Regions from separate parts of the Homo sapiens genome. Here region 2 is linked to region 1. A link is an interaction called in ENCODE POLR2A ChIA-PET data of the cell type or tissue named here. Cell type or tissue: HepG2. All regions are shown on one strand. Links, peaks and the distances in the headings refer to the core of each region. The heading gives the core; the rest is flanking DNA. Region 1 overlaps PRSS36 (serine protease 36). Region 2 holds the start of KRABD5 (KRAB domain containing 5).

What was found. Peaks named below come from ENCODE experiments on the same cell type or tissue, not always from the same donor. Only the 100,000 strongest peaks of a DNase experiment are listed, where the experiment ranks them.
Region 2: POLR2A ChIA-PET joins it to region 1 with 12 read pairs; 2 of 35 experiments call an interaction of 5 or more read pairs at or near these places.

The regions. Positions count from the first base shown.
Region 1 is chr16:31,137,809-31,145,090 of GRCh38, forward strand. It overlaps PRSS36 (serine protease 36), which reads right to left. Exons shown (of 15, transcript NM_173502.5): 7 at 5,780-6,029; 8 at 5,534-5,663; 9 at 4,929-5,185; 10 at 4,673-4,836; 11 at 3,915-4,152; 12 at 3,661-3,802; 13 at 2,684-2,949; 14 at 2,486-2,607; 15 at 1,118-1,608. The coding sequence ends at 1,330. Among named protein-coding and RNA genes, the nearest start is that of PRSS8, 5.7 kb to the left of the region's middle. RefSeq lists enhancers at 668-1,361, 1,362-2,054, 2,336-2,871, 2,872-3,405, 5,137-5,216 and silencers at 4,337-4,626, 4,677-5,086. In HepG2, for the core only: a CTCF peak has its summit at 4,754 (motif pointing left); a DNase peak (open chromatin) is centred at 4,663; H3K4me3 peaks cover 1,522 bases.
Region 2 is chr16:31,709,092-31,716,373 of GRCh38, forward strand. It overlaps KRABD5 (KRAB domain containing 5), which reads left to right and starts at 4,153. Exons shown (of 5, transcript NM_001130913.2): 1 at 4,153-4,344. The coding sequence starts at 4,342. RefSeq lists enhancers at 4,320-4,439, 5,564-5,613 and a silencer at 4,530-4,589. In HepG2, for the core only: a CTCF peak has its summit at 5,597 (motif pointing left); a DNase peak (open chromatin) is centred at 4,120; H3K4me3 peaks cover 1,695 bases.

The DNA.
Region 1 (7,282 bases), core at 3,220-5,719:
ATGGTGGTGGGCACCTGTAATCCCAGCTTCTCAGGAGGCTGAGGCAGGAGAATTGCTTGAACCTGGGAGGTGAAGGTTGTAGTGAGCCGAGATTGCGCCATTGAACTCCAGTGTGGGCGACAATAGCAAAACTCTGTCTCAAAAAATTAAAAATAAATAAGTTAAATAAAAATACAAAAATTAGTCCGGCATGGTGTCTTGAGTCTGCAATCCTAGTTACTTGAGTCTGAGGCAGGAGGATCGCTTGAACCCAGGAGGTGGAGGTTGCAGTGAGCCGAGATTGCACCACTGCACTCCAGCCTGAGCATCAGTATGAGACTCTGTCTCAAAAAAAAAAAAGTGGAGATGGGGGTCTTGCTTTGTTGCCCGGGCTGGTCTGGAATGCCTGGCCTCAAGCGATCCTCCCAAAGTGCTGGGATTACAGGCATGAGCTGCCGCACCTCGTCTCTGGTTTTGCGTTACTTTTTAATTGTAGATTCATTGGCTGGAAACCACCTTCCCTTTTTCTGTGCTCAAACATCACTGCTATGACATCTTCCCAATCCCAGCCAGGGATGTCCACATGTGTCCCCACTAGATTGGGAGGACTTTGTGGGCTTATATATCAGACCCCAATTGTGCCACGACTTAGTAGCCACCAGGGAACACGGGTTGAATGAATGCAGGGAGGTGCAGGTAAGCAGTGGGTAAGGGAGTGAGGTTCACATATAAGGGACCCAAGTTCTGGGCAGAATGTGAAAGTGGCAGACCCTTGAAGGGCCCAAGTGTTGTGTGTGTGCAGGGGATACATCGGAGCATTGTGCATTGAGGTGTGTCTATGGCGGGCAGCGAGGGCAGCGGGTCTGAGCAGGGGATGAGATGTCCAGCACGTGCCGAGGGTGCTGACTCCACTGGGCAGGTGACACACAGCCAGCTGGCCACCCGACTTCCCTGCCCTGGGACAGGAATGAAGGAATCGCTGCCAGGTTATCAGGGTACATTTCCTGAGAGCCCAAGGCCTGACTCAGAGGCCGGAGGAGGGAGGAGGGAGGGGACCTCCCCCTTGGGCTTCCCGCTTAGCCTCTGATGCCCAGCCCCTCAGCCTGCCCACGGCGATGCCACAAGGCCACACAGGTACCTGTGTTTACACCTTTATTGTCCGCTCCTCCCACCACCCCCAAGGATTCCTGGGTTCAAAATAGCCCGGGCACTGAGGCCCAATTAGCCAGAGCCGCTGCAATCTCGGTGGGTGGGGCCCTTGAGGTTCCAGCCGGCTGGGCCACATTCCAGCCCCACTGGGCGGGAAGTAGAGGGTGGAGAAGGGGGAAGTGGTGCTGGGACCCTAGCCCCTCAGCTCTGGATCAGGAGAGTCAGCAGGAGCAGGAAGTAGACTGCATGCGGGGATCCCGAGGCCTTGGCCAGTTCTGGGGGGCAGAGATTGCTGCCTCCAGTGGGCCAGTGTGGGGAGCCACTGGGGGGCAGGAAGTTGGCCTCTCCCACTGTCTGGGAGATCCAGGCCTCTTCAGGACCAATGGCAGCAAACAGCTCCCGGCTCCCTTGAACAGCCATGCCCACGAGGATCCAGGACCCTTCCGTCATCTGGCACAGGAGGGGCGGTGCTGAGGTCATCTGCAGAGTTGGAGCGAGGCCACGTGGGTCTGCTGCCCTTCCTCTTGGTCCCCTCCCCCTTTCCCCAGGGTCTGGCCACGAAGCACTCTGGTCTGCATCCCTAGACATCCAGGTCCCTGGTTTCTCTCCCGGGTCCAGCTAGGGTCCCATTTGGGGCCAAATACCCAATAATTCCAATCCTGGCCAGGTGCAGTGGCTCACACCTCTAATCCCAACCCTTTGGGAAGCCAAGGTGGGCGGATCATTTGAGGTGAGGAGTTTGAGTCCAGCTTGGCCAACATGGTGAAACCCTGTCTCTACTAAAAATACAAAAATTAACCAGGTGTGGTGGTGCATGCTTGTAATCCCAGCTACTAGGGAGGCTGAGGCAGGAGAATCTCTTGAACCTGGGAGGTGGAGGTTGCAGTGAGCCAAGATCACACCACTGCACTCCAGCCTGGGTACCAGAGCGAGACTCAGTCTCAAAAAAAAAAAAAAAAAAAAAAAAAAATTCCTTGGCCGGGCGCAGTGGCTCACACCTCTAATCCCAGCACTTTGGGAGGCCGAGGCCGGCGGATCACGAGATCAGATCAAGACCATCCTGGCTCACACAGTGAAACCCCGTCTCTACTAAAAATACAAAAAATTAGCCGGGCGTAGTAGCGGGTGCCTGTAGTCCCAGCTACTCGGGAGGCTGAGGCAGGAGAATGGCATGAACCAGGGAGGTGGAGCTTGCAGTGAGCCGAGATCGCGCCACTGCACTCCAGCTGGGGGACAGAGTGAGACTCTGTCTCAAAAAAAAAAAAAAAAAAAAATTCCAATTCTGCTATCTCTCTAGGGTACAGTAGTCCAACACTGCCTCTCCCCTGCCTACTCCAGGACGCCCAGGCCCCTGTACCTCACACCTGTTCTCCTGCCCCTCTGCATACAGGACACAGAGGGTTCCAGGGGGCAGGATGCCCTGATAGAGGCAGTCACAGATTCGTTGTGTCAAGATGGAGACAGCAGCAGCCACAGGGACTGGGGAGAGGAGACAAAGTTGTTCCAGGGCTCTGGCCTCCAGCTACTCCTCGTTCCCGTGACCCAGGGGTCTCACCTCGGTCCTGGGGTTCTTTCCAGCCCAACACCCAGCAGCTGGCCCCCGGGGGGATACCCGCCGGGTGGAGACAGATGGGCAGGGCTGATGGGGAGGGCTCCACCCGGGAGCTCAGCTCCAGGAGGGCCAGGGGGGGCCTGAGTCCCAGGTGCTGGGGCAGCCGGATGCTGATGACCAAGCGGGATACCTGGTGGCCCTGTGGGAGGGAGCTGGCCCCTGCCCGGCCCAGATACACTTCAATGTAAGGCACTGTTGTAGAGCCTGGCCTGTTGGAACAAGGTCCAATGTCACCTTCTGCTCCTCCCATTGCTGGCAAAGTCCTTCCCAGCCCAGGGGAAGGATGACTCTCTGGGGTCATGCCACTCACTCCTTCATCATCCCTCCTTCCAAATCTCCCTTCTAGGTCAAAACATCTCCCAGTGCTGTAAGATTCTTCCCTCATGCCCCACCCCAGACAGAGTCTTGCTCTGTCGCTCCGACTGGAGTGCAGTGGCGCAATCTTGGCTCACTGCAACCTCTGCCCTCCCTGGGTTCAAGCGATTCTCCTGCCTCAGCCTCCCACGTAGCTGGGGTTACAGGCGCCTGCCACCACCCCTGGCTAATTTTTGTATTTTTAGTAGAGGGGTTTCACCATGTTGGCCAGGCTCGTCTTGAACTCCTGACCTCATGATCTGCCCGCCTCGGCCTCCCAAAGTGCTAGGATTACAGGTGTGAACCATTGCGCCCAGCTGTAAGATGCTTAAAGGAGAATATCCCACTATTTTAAGAGTCCTTTGGGTGAGGCACAGTGGCTCATGCCTGTAATCTTAGTACGTTGGCCAAGGCAGGAGGATTGCTTGAGGCTGGCCTGGGCAACACAGCAAGATCTCATTGTTAATTTTTTTTAAACAAACAAACAAACAAATAACAAAAACAAGTCTTTGGCTCTGTTCCATTCTCCCCTCCCGTCTCTCGCCTAGGAGACGAGTGAGACCCACCTGAGGACACAGTGAGTGGCTGCCAGGACCCAGCCTGGGGCCAGGAGGATCCCAGTGCAGACTCGATCACCAGCCACATGCACCTCTGCCAGCCAGGGCCACAGGACCCCCACTGGAGCAGCCTCCAGCCGCAGGCCACAGGCTAGGGAGAGGAGGTGGCCACCTCAGTTGGGGCCCCATGGCTGACCCCTGAGCCCCTGCCATGGGTCTGTGCACTCCCAGGAGCCCCTAGGGCCCAAAAGCGTCCTGCTCACCACCATGCTCTGTGTGTGGGGGACAAGTCTGTGTCTCAGTCTCCTCCCCATCAGGGCCCCAATCCCAGGCTAGCTGGTCCTCCAGGTAGGCTCCCCGAGTCACATGGCTGATCCATGGGCCATGAGTCTGCAGAGGGAAGAAGGCTCGGGGACGTAGACAGCCACTGGGAAAGTCTCTGATTCCAGCCAGAAACCAGGTCCCCTCCTCCTGGCACAAAAGGCTCCAACGCGAGTCATTCTGCAGCAACAAAGTGTGTGTGTTACTTGCCTCTGCGTGTGTGCAGAGAATATCAGAGCTCCTGGGGCTTTCCAGGACTCCAGATTTTCCCATTTGCGGAAGTATCAAGTTCCACCTTCTCCAAATCAGACTCCAAATACTAATTTGTGTAAGAATTCAGCCCTCACTTTAAGATTCTCCTTAAATCCAGAGATAGAGAGAAACCATAGCACCAGCTCAGAGCCCGCCTCAGCTCCCTCCCAAAAGTTCTCTAGGGGCAGGCCCCACCCCCAGCTCGTTCTGGCCCCGCTTCCACCCCGGCTCCGCCCCATTCCCAGTTCCGCAAGCCCCGCCCCTTCCTAGAGCCCACTCGGACCCGCCTTCCCCAGGCCCCGCTCCCTCCCTAGAGCCCACTCGGACCCGCCTTCCGCAGGCCCCGCCCTCTCCCTAGAGCCCACTTGGACTCGCCTTCCACAGGCCCCGCCCTCTTCCTAGAGCCCTCTCGGGCCCGCGTTCCGCGGGCCCCGCCCCCGCCGCTTACCCAGCAGCTGCCCACCTCCTCCTTTTCCTGGTAGGCAGGGCAGAGCGCGTGCGGCGGGTCTCCGGGCAGCGGTACTGCCGCCCCCTGGCGGCCGTACAGGCAGTGGCACCACCAGCCGCCTAACAGCTCCGCCTCCAGCAGCGCGCCTGGGCCAAGCGCGGGTTCTGGAAGGGAAAAGGCAGGGAGCCCGCGCTGCGGCCCAGACGGCCCCTGCACCGCCCGGTGCCGCCCGGCCCAGCGCCGGTCCCCAGCTCACCCCCGCGGCCCCAGCGGGCCAGGCGGCAGCGGCTCCCGGGCAGGAAGTAGTGTTCCGGGTGGGGTAGGCACACGGGCCGCGAAGCCGCGCTCAGGTTCACGGGCGTGCGCAGCTGCAGCAGCGCCAGGTCCGAGGCGTTGTCCCACGAAGCGTTCTCGTGCTGCACCAGGCGCGCCACCCGCTCCGCGCGCGGGCGCGAGGGCAGCAGCACGCGCCAGGCGTCGAGGTCGCGGGGTGGGCTGTCGGAGCTGTTCGGGCTGCGGGATGGGGGCCGAGGGACGTGGGCCGGATCCCGCACACGTGGCTGGAAACCTCACACCCCGGCTTAGACTTGCCAGGCGAGGATCCTGCATCCTGGCGGGATCCCCACGACACCCCCATTCCAACAGCTCACTCACACCCCCGCCTCCGGGATCGAACTTCTATCTACCATGCCTCTACCCACCCCTGCCAGGCCAGGACCCCTCTTTTTGTGCTGGATCCTACACCTCCGAATGGGACCCCGCCCCCCCCACACCCCCTGGGGAGGGGCTGGGGCCGAATGGATGGTATCTCAGGCTGTAGGGAGGGGCAAGGATCGGCTTGAAACGTAGATTTTCACTCACTCCAGAAAGCAGCTGGCAGGTGCCAAGACCCAGCTTTCAGACACCAGCGCCCCATGGCAGGGTCTGGATCCTGGCACCATCACCTGGGCCTCCCAGGGCCAGGCCCCTGGCCGCGGGGCCTTCCCGCACTCTGAGGGGTGAGAGGCCTGGGTCAGTGGGCCTCCTGCAACCCAATCACTCCCAGCAGTCTCCATCCCAACTCACTCTCCCATGTCCCGCTTACATCCAGGGGTGCCGCCCACTCACCAGGCAGGGCAATGGTGCAGTTCTCCTCCCTGGGCTCCTGGGGATCTGACTGGGTCTTCTGGGGCTGGGTGGGAAAGGCAGGCCCAGGCTCTGAACCCATCACCTGCTCCCGTATCCATGCCTCATAGGTAGCCACAGCAGTGAAAACTCCAGGGCGGTTTCTCCGTCCACAGCCAAAGCCAAAGCTGGTGATTCCTGCCTGGAACCAGCGGCCGCCTTCCTCACAGACCAGGGGCCCCCCAGAGTCACCCTAGTGGCAGATGACTGCATGTCAAGGGGTCAGCCCAGGGACCTACTCGAAAAGGTCCTGCACCTCCTTTTGGCCCAACATACACCACCTTCTCCCTTCTCCTAGAAACCCTCCTTGGCTAGGCCTTGTCCTCTGCATTCCCTGCGGCTCTAAACAGAAGAAATCCCTGTAAGCAGAAGGCCGATGGCAGCCAGAGCCAAGAGCACCAGGGGAGTGCATTCAAAGCCACACAAGATAATCCTGCAGTTGTCATTAGAGCCAAGTGATTCTTGTTGTTACTAGCTCAAATAATTCCCCTCCCTCCCTTCCTTCCTTCTTTCCTTCCCTTTCTTTTTCTTTCTTTCTTTTCTTTTTTGAGACGGAATCTCGCTCTGTCTCCCAGGCTGGAGTGCAGTGGTGCAACCTCAGCCCACTGCAACCTCTGCCTCCCGGGTTCAAGTGATTCTCCTGCCTCAGCTTCCCGAGTAGCTGGGACTACAGGTGTACACCACCACAGCCGGCTAATTTTTGTATTTTTGGTAGAGATGGGTTTTTGCCATGTTGGCCAGGCTGGTCTCAAACTCTCGACCTCAAGTGATCCACGTGCCTCGGTCTCCTAAAGTGCTGGGATTACAGGCGTGAGCCATTGTGCCCAGCCAGTTTGTCTCTTTTTTTGGGATGAGGTATCACTATGTTGCTCAGGCTGGTCTCAGACTCCTGGGCTCAAGTGATCCTCCCGCCTCAATTTTTCTGATTAGCTGGGATTACAGGCATGAGTCACTGCTCCTGGCTATGCTGTCTTTGGTTTTTAAATTCACTCGGCCTTGGCTGGGCATGGTGGCTCATGCCTGTAATCCCAGCTACTTGGGAGGGTGAGCCAGGAGAATTGCTTGAACCCGAGAGGTGGAGTTTGCAGTGAGCCAAGATCGTGCCATTGCACTCCAGCCTGGGCAACAAGAGCAAAACTCTGTCTCAATAAATAAATAAATAGCTGGGCATGGTGGCTCACGCCTGTAATCCCAGAACTTTGGGAGGCCGAGGCAGGCGGATCATTTGAGGTCGGGAGTTCGAGACCAGCCTGACTAACATGGAGAAACCCCATCTCTACTAAAAATACAAAATTAGCTGGCCGTGGTGGCACATGCCTGTAATCCCAGCTACTTGGGAGGCTGAAGCAGGACAATCGCTTGAACCCGGGAGGCAGAGGTTGTGGTGAGCTGAGATCGTGCCATTGTACTCTAGCCTGGGCAATAAGAGTGAAACTCCGTCTCGGC
Region 2 (7,282 bases), core at 3,118-5,617, 570 kb after region 1:
CACCTTGTTGCCTGGGTCTGTGAGAGCAAAGCTGAGTTCTGGTCCGGCTTGTAGCAGAAGAAGGAATTTGACAACATCTATAAGGCCCAGGTGGGCTGTGGCAGGGCCGGTGGGTTGAGCTGCGCCTGTAGGCTGTGGGCAGCTAATCCTTTCCTGCCTGTGCTCTCTCCCCTGTTTTTTGGTGAGAACCACGAGAAGGAAAGCTCCGAGATCCTCAAGTGCCTGGCCCAGCAGGCCATGGCCCAGCAGCACACTGTGAATGGGAGATACTGGTCGGCTGCAGTGCCAGCATCCTGCCCCTCCAGCTATATCCCTGGGTGGAGCTGGGCCCCCACCCGGCCTGGGTAGGATGAGCCTCACTCACAGCTCATCCCCCCACGGCCCCTCAGTTCACAGCCCCCAGTATGGCCAGCGTCTTGGAGCAGCTCCAGGTCATCGGTGATGTCCTCTTCATTCTTCTCAGCTGAGGCCCCTCCATGGCTCCCTACTTAGAAGTTGGCCTTTAGTTTTTTAAGATATGTAATAGGCTGACATGGCTCAAAATTGAAAAGTGTAGCCAGTGATGAGAACTTCCTTGTGAATCCTTCCAGAAATACTCCATGTGATCTTTATCCCCCTCTTTTTTTTTCTTTGGAATTGTGGCATGCCACGTATGAAGGTTATTATTGTTTACTTCATTTAACAACGTATCTTGGTGATCTTCCATTTCAGTTCCTAGGTAGTGGCTTTATTCCTTCCTAGGCTGCCTGTGGTTCCAGTGCAAAATGTGCCTTAGGAGCAGGCCCTGAGGACTCCCGCGGTGCTGTCACAAGCAGTGCTGCCTTTGGGAGCCCCTAACCTCCTGCTTTTTCTCTCCTCAGTGTGGGAAAGGGGTTTGGTCAGCCAGGGGTGTCAGCAGCCCTGTCCCACACCCATTGTCTACACCTAATCTGGTGGCAGGGAGGCCACAGAGTGCAGTGATTGGAACTGGGTGAGAGGGTTAGAGGCAACTGGGCCCTAGGCCGAGTCAAGTGCATGGAATCCTGACTGTCAGCAATTAGGGATCTTTCTGCTTTTGGGAGGGAAGTACTTGTTCCACGCGTCTCACTGAATATGGCACGGAACCTGATCTGTCCCAAGTGGGAGTTTAACCAAGCTAGCGGGGGCCCAGGGCCCTGGCCCAGTCTGACACCTACCTCCTCTCCCACCTTCTACTCACCCAGAAGACTAGGAGAATCTGAAAGCAGAGGTGGTGCAGCGTCACTAGCTCCAGGAATCCAGAAAAACAGGGATAGGGCATTCTGGGAGGTTGAAGTGGGTGGATCACTTGAGCTCAAGAGTTGGAGATCAGTCTAGGAAACACGATGAAACCCCATCTACACAAAGCAAAAATTAGCTTGGCGTGGTGGCGCGACCTGTAGTCCCAGCTACTCAGCAGGCTGAGGTGGAGGATCGCTTGAGCCTGAGAGGTCCAGGCTGCAGTGAGCCATGATTGTGCCACTGCACTCCAGCCTGGGTGATAGAGTGAGACCCTGTCTCAAAAAAACAAAACCAAAAAAACAGAGCTAGGGCTGGGGACCCCTATGGCCACTGAATCTGAGCCCCTGGGGGCAGAGGAACTGAGCTCCCAGCCCTGTGGCTGCCAAGGATCCTTTTTCCTTGAGCTTGCAGGGATTGAGAGAGAGAGAGTCAGCGGCCCTGATGTTAGCGATGCAGACTCCAGGAGAAGGGGGCATGCTCGCAGTTTAGAGGAAGTGAGCCCCTCTTCCACGTTCCACTCCCACCATCCTCCTGGGACCCCAGCCTGCATGCCCCCCAAAAGATGCTTTTGCACTGATTCAACAAAGCCTAAAGATGCAAAGGCCTAATTGAAGACCTGTGAATGGCATGTACGGTCCTCAGTTCCCAGCTGAGGGGCCACTCGGGCTCCCCATATTCCCCTCAGCCTCTCCATCTTCCAACAGGGGTGTGGAGTGCATCCATGGCCATGAGTATTGATCTGTCCCAGCCTGTGCATTGCTCCGAGGCAGTTCTGAGTGGATGATGTACAGATGGGATTCCTCAGCTCATTTGCGTGGTTGACGTTATGGCTGCTGGTTTTACTGCCACAACTCCCAGGCCCAACCTGGCTTAATGTCTAAGTTTTAAGCCAAAAAAGATGGGGAGCAGAGCTTTGTGGCAGGGCTGGGGGTTGGGGTCCACTTTAGTTTTGTGGCAGGATGAAGGCTGCAGTGGTTTTATTAATCATGATTGGCCTGGCCGTAGCTCCAGGCTGAGAGGGACAGGTTTGTCAGTGGTGGTCCCCCAGATGTCCCTGTGCCCAGCCCTGGCCTGTCTGCCCTCAGGCCCAGCAGGAGGCGCTACCACAGGCTCTGACTGGCGTCCCTACTCCCTGTACCCCAGATGGACAGAACCTTCGGGTCTACAGTCGGAATATATCATTCTCCCCATTTTAACCTGAGCTGCCTGACACACGGAGGGTGTGCTGGGTAAGGGGCCTAGGGAGCCAGGGTTGAATCATGGATCCTGGGGAAAGGTTGCAGACACAGGAAGGGTTGTCACCTCTCTGTGGAGCCCTGCTGCTTACCACACAGCACCTTCTGCAGAGACTAGCTCTGAGGGTGGCAGGGGACCCCACAGGCCATGGCCACTCCCTCTCTGCACCTGTCCGTGCCTGCTGTGGAAGCCTGGACTGGGGGAGGAGATTGCTACCCTGTGAGCCTGAGGGAGCCACGTCCAGCTGTGACCTCTACCTGGGGCTTTACAGAGAGTTGTTTATGGGTAACAGACACCTTGTTTCAGAGGGAATGGGCATGAGCTGGCAAGTGAAGCACCCCCACAGCTTATCAGGAACTTTTTCTCATTTTTAAACCATCATGTCTTCATTTCACATTGGAATAAAGTGAGGTTTTGGAACCTGCTGCCCCAGTCTCTGGATTGTGAGGGCTGTTGTCAAACAGGTTACTAGGAGAGGAATATGTATAAATTAGCTCAAATTCAAGGTTATGCTTGTAATGTCACCTGAGTGGGAAGTAAGAGGGTGGAGTCACAGGCACTCAGCTGGGATTTACCTGGCCTCGTCACTAGACTAATGGGATTGTGGCACAGGTGAACATCCCGTCATTGGAGAAGAAAGGCTGGATTGAAGGCCAGGTGGGGGAGGGGTGCTAGGCTGTGGGGTCAGGCCCTGGGCATGCTGGACCTGTTAGGTCACTGAACATCTGACTGGGCACCTGCCCAGATTTGTCCCTTCAGTTGAGGTGGGATTGGCAGCACTCCCCAGAAGGCGTGCAGTGCCGGGAGAGTGGAGGAGGGTCTGACGTTTGCTATCCTGTGGTAGGTTTTAGAGCTAACTAGATGCTTGTGGAGAGCTAATGACATGGGAAGAAGGCAGCCCACCTTGATGGACCGGAGGGTTAGAGCCTGCGATGTGAGAAGCGGGTGTGTGGAGGTGGCCTGTCTACAAGAGGGCAAGTTTAAGGCCCATTGCAGTGGCACTATCTCAGCTCACTGCAGCTGGTGGCTGCCAGGCCATCCCTCTCCAGAGCAGGGAGGCCCTCAGCCTTATGTATAATTGAATGCCTTTTGGGATGCTTGGATAGTCCTTTATGTCTTGGAAATTCAGAAAAGAAAAAAAAAATTACAATCCTCCTGTCTGTTAGTTTCCCTGAGCCAACTGGATAAAAGATGTCCCTGACCCCAAGATTTTAAGTGACACCCAAGGGAAGCCACCGTTACCTTGGCTGTTGAAGCCTCCTGCATGCTCCCCAAAAACCCCAGCAGTTTCCTCTGCAGTCCCACAGTTATGTCCTGAGCAGTGGGGTACCGTGTGATGAGAGGTGCTAAGGATGGGATGAGGGTCTTTCCTGTGTTATTAGAACGGTTAAAAAGTTGTTTTAAAGGTGCCCAAATGCCCTCCTTCTTAAACTTAATTAGCTAATAAGATGCCTTATACAAGCAAAACCAGGTACGGGAAAGCAAGTGCATTTCAAGTCCAAGCTCACCCCTTAAATTAGCTGTAATACCCTCAGCAGGTGGCCCCACCTCAATGAGCCTGTCTCCCATTCAAAAAGCAGAACGAGTGAGAGGGCGGGGCCTGGAGCTTTACCCAATCAGTGGCGTCGGAGTGGAAATCCTCCAATCGGGAGTAGCCGGAGAGCAGGGGCGGCTTCCGGGATTTGGCGGTGGCCTTTGTTGGCTGCAGTAAGAGCTCAGTCTCTTCACCAGGGGCTCCCAGTCCTTCCATCTGGGAGGCCAAGGCGGCTTCGCGTTCTGAGAATAGACAGAACCTCTGTTACTCTGTGACCGGCAGGCACCGGGAGATCCGTAGCTCAGACGCCAGGACATCCCGGAAGCTGGGAAATGGTGAATGTGCCAGGTCGGGGGTCCCCAGAAGAGGGAGAGGGGCGGTCGGAAGCGGCGGGAACCCTCTTTGAGGTTAGCTTCGGGGTCTGGGCCCTGAGTCCCCGCGGACGCAACTCGGCCCTTGGTCCCCTCCGCCGCAAGATGGCGGCCGGGCCGGCAGCCGGGACCCCGCGCGTCCGGTCCCCTCCCGACCCCGCAGAGCGACCTCTGCCATGGCCGGAGCCGTCTTTGGGTCGCCGCAGCCCGGCGTCTCCCGAGATTGTGCGGTGAGAACGTGAGGGTCTTAGGGGAAATCCCGGGTCGGCGTGTGATTCGTGTGTGGGAAGATACTGTGCCCCGTGGTGTCCCAGTCTCCTTTTTCCTCTTACAAATTAAGGGGAGTCACCCTTAAAGCGTTAAAGGGTTGATTTAGGTAAACAGCGATTGGTGAAATGGGAAGCCTGCCGCCGTGGTTTGTGGTTTAGGGTCCTCTGGAGCAGCGATTTCAAAATCCCAGGGCTCAGCTTAGGAATGCTGCTGGGGAAAAGAAATAGGGACAATCTCTCTTCCACTTTGGCTGTAGAAAACGAATACATTTCCACAGAAAGTGTGCTAGATTAATTGGTCAATTACAAACATTCATTAAAATATCAGGTCCTCTCTTTTGCAGTGGAGGATTTGTGACAGTGGATATCTGTGTTCCATATTCTACTGCTATCTGGATGTCCGACTTTAATGCCAAATGTTATGAGACAGGACTTGGCACCTCCTAGAAGTGTTCACATATACTAAATGATCTGCTATTATGGAAATAATTAAATGACATGTTTCTTGCTCGAAAGAGGTATTTTGGCCTTACCTGTTGAAGTATAAAGTGTAAGTGCCTTACAGTTTCCTTCCTTTCTATAAAAACTGTTTTGAGTGATTTTGCTATTTTCCTGAAACCTGTTAGGTCACTGAACATCTGACTGGCTGGGCACCTGCTCCTGTCCCTTCAGTTGAGGTAGGATTGGCAGCACTCCCCAGAAGGCGTGCAGTGCCAGGAGAGTGGAGGAAGGTCTGACGTTTGCTATCCTGGGGTAGGTTTTAGAGCTCGCTAGATGCTTGTGGAGAGCTGATGAGATGGGAAGAAGGCACCCCACCTCGATGGACCTGAAAGAGAGAGCCTGCGAATTGAGAAGCGGGTGTGTGGAATAACCCTGACTAGGCATAGAAGACCTCAGTCTTATTTGAGCCTGCAAAAGGAGGTCATTGAAGGCCCAGTTAGTTCTTCCTGGGGAGCGCCCCCTTCAGGTGTCCCTGAGGTTCACAGCAGCCATGGAGGGAGCCCTTTGTTACTGGGAGAAGCTGCAGAGTTCTGGAAAGCAGGGGATTCACAGGCGGATGTGGTCGAGGTTGGGCTGGAAGGGAGATTGGGAAGCTCTTTCTGAGGGTGGAATTGTTAGTGTCCTGGGGCTGTTTCTTGACTTGGTCAAATAAAACATCTGGATATAGGTAAGAAGTGCCTTAATTGTAAAGGAGTATTGCAAGAGGAGGAAAGCACCAACTGTAAGATATTTGTGGATCTCACAGTTGAAGCAGAAAAGGCCTTTCTTTCATAGGGAGGAGCAAACATGATTCAAGGTGGGAGGGGAAGGGCACGACTCCTGGACTAAATCAGATCCCTGATCAGAGAATGTTTCACCCTGAAGTCAGCCTGTTCTTAGGAGGGGCATAAAGAGGGGTTGAATGTTGACTCAGGCTGTGGGTGGGACAAACCTCAGGCACCTTGGAGAAGGGGAGAAATTTAAGCAACTTTGGTTAACACATATTTTGTTTTGACCATCGAAGATAAAACTCTTTATTTAATTGCTTATGAGGGGGAAAAAAAGGAAATAGGAGAGTTTGTGGCTTTGTGATACCTAAAACAGGGAGCATCATCTAAGTCATAACAGGAAGAAGATTCTTTGCAGTAAGCTGCTCTTGAAGAACAAAAAGGAAGGGGGATTTCTTTCATCACAGCTGCTTCCCAGGGTTAACTACCTACTCCATCTTTTCCCCACTCCTTTCTCTTGCCCTACACATCTCTTCCATTAGGCTGAGTTGTATCTTTTATAATAAACTGGTCAATGCAATTACAGTCTTTGCTGAGTTCTGTGAATCCTTGTATAAAATTAATGAACTTGAGTAGGGTATTATGGGAGGCCCTAACTTACAGGCAGTAGCTCAGAAGTATAGATGGCCCCTGGGGAATTGTGACTGGCATCTGTAGAGGGGCAGTGTTGTGGCACTGAACTCTGAACTTGTGGGGTCTGTGCTGCCTCTGGGTGCTGTCAGAATTGAGTTGTTGGACAACCAGTTGGTGTTGGAGAATTGGCTGGTGTTCAGCAAACTCCACACAGTGTCATAAAAAAGATAGCACAGGGACCTGGGCTGGAGAGAGACTCTGGGTGTCTCCAGGAAGGGAGGCTGTATTCCCCTGCACACAGACTGTCACCCTACACATTGTCCTGTGATTCCACGTCTCCTCCCAGGGTGAGAAGCGACTGAGGACAGAAAGGGAAGAAGTTCTGAGAACAGACCCCTGCCCCCACTGTGCTGCCACCACATAATTCCCACCCACTCTGAACACACCCACTAGGCACTGGCGTCGCCATGCCCCTTTCAGGACAAGACATGACCCTCAGGAATTGTGCCCATAGCACCTTTGCTCCTAGAGTTTCCTGCCAAAATTCCCATACAGGTGCCTAGAGGACTCCTGGCTTATCCTTGCCCCCAGACCCTGAAACTGCAGCAGCAACCCAGTCCCTCCATCAACCTAGGCTTGTGGACCACCCAGTCATAGTCTCATCTGCCTGCATGGACACAGGAGTAAGTCAGAGCATAGCCTTGCCTGGGCCAGTATCTGTAGCACAAACCAGTCCTTCCACCAGTTCTGCACTGCCCCCCATGTGAGAGTTCTTAGTAGCACCTTCCCTTC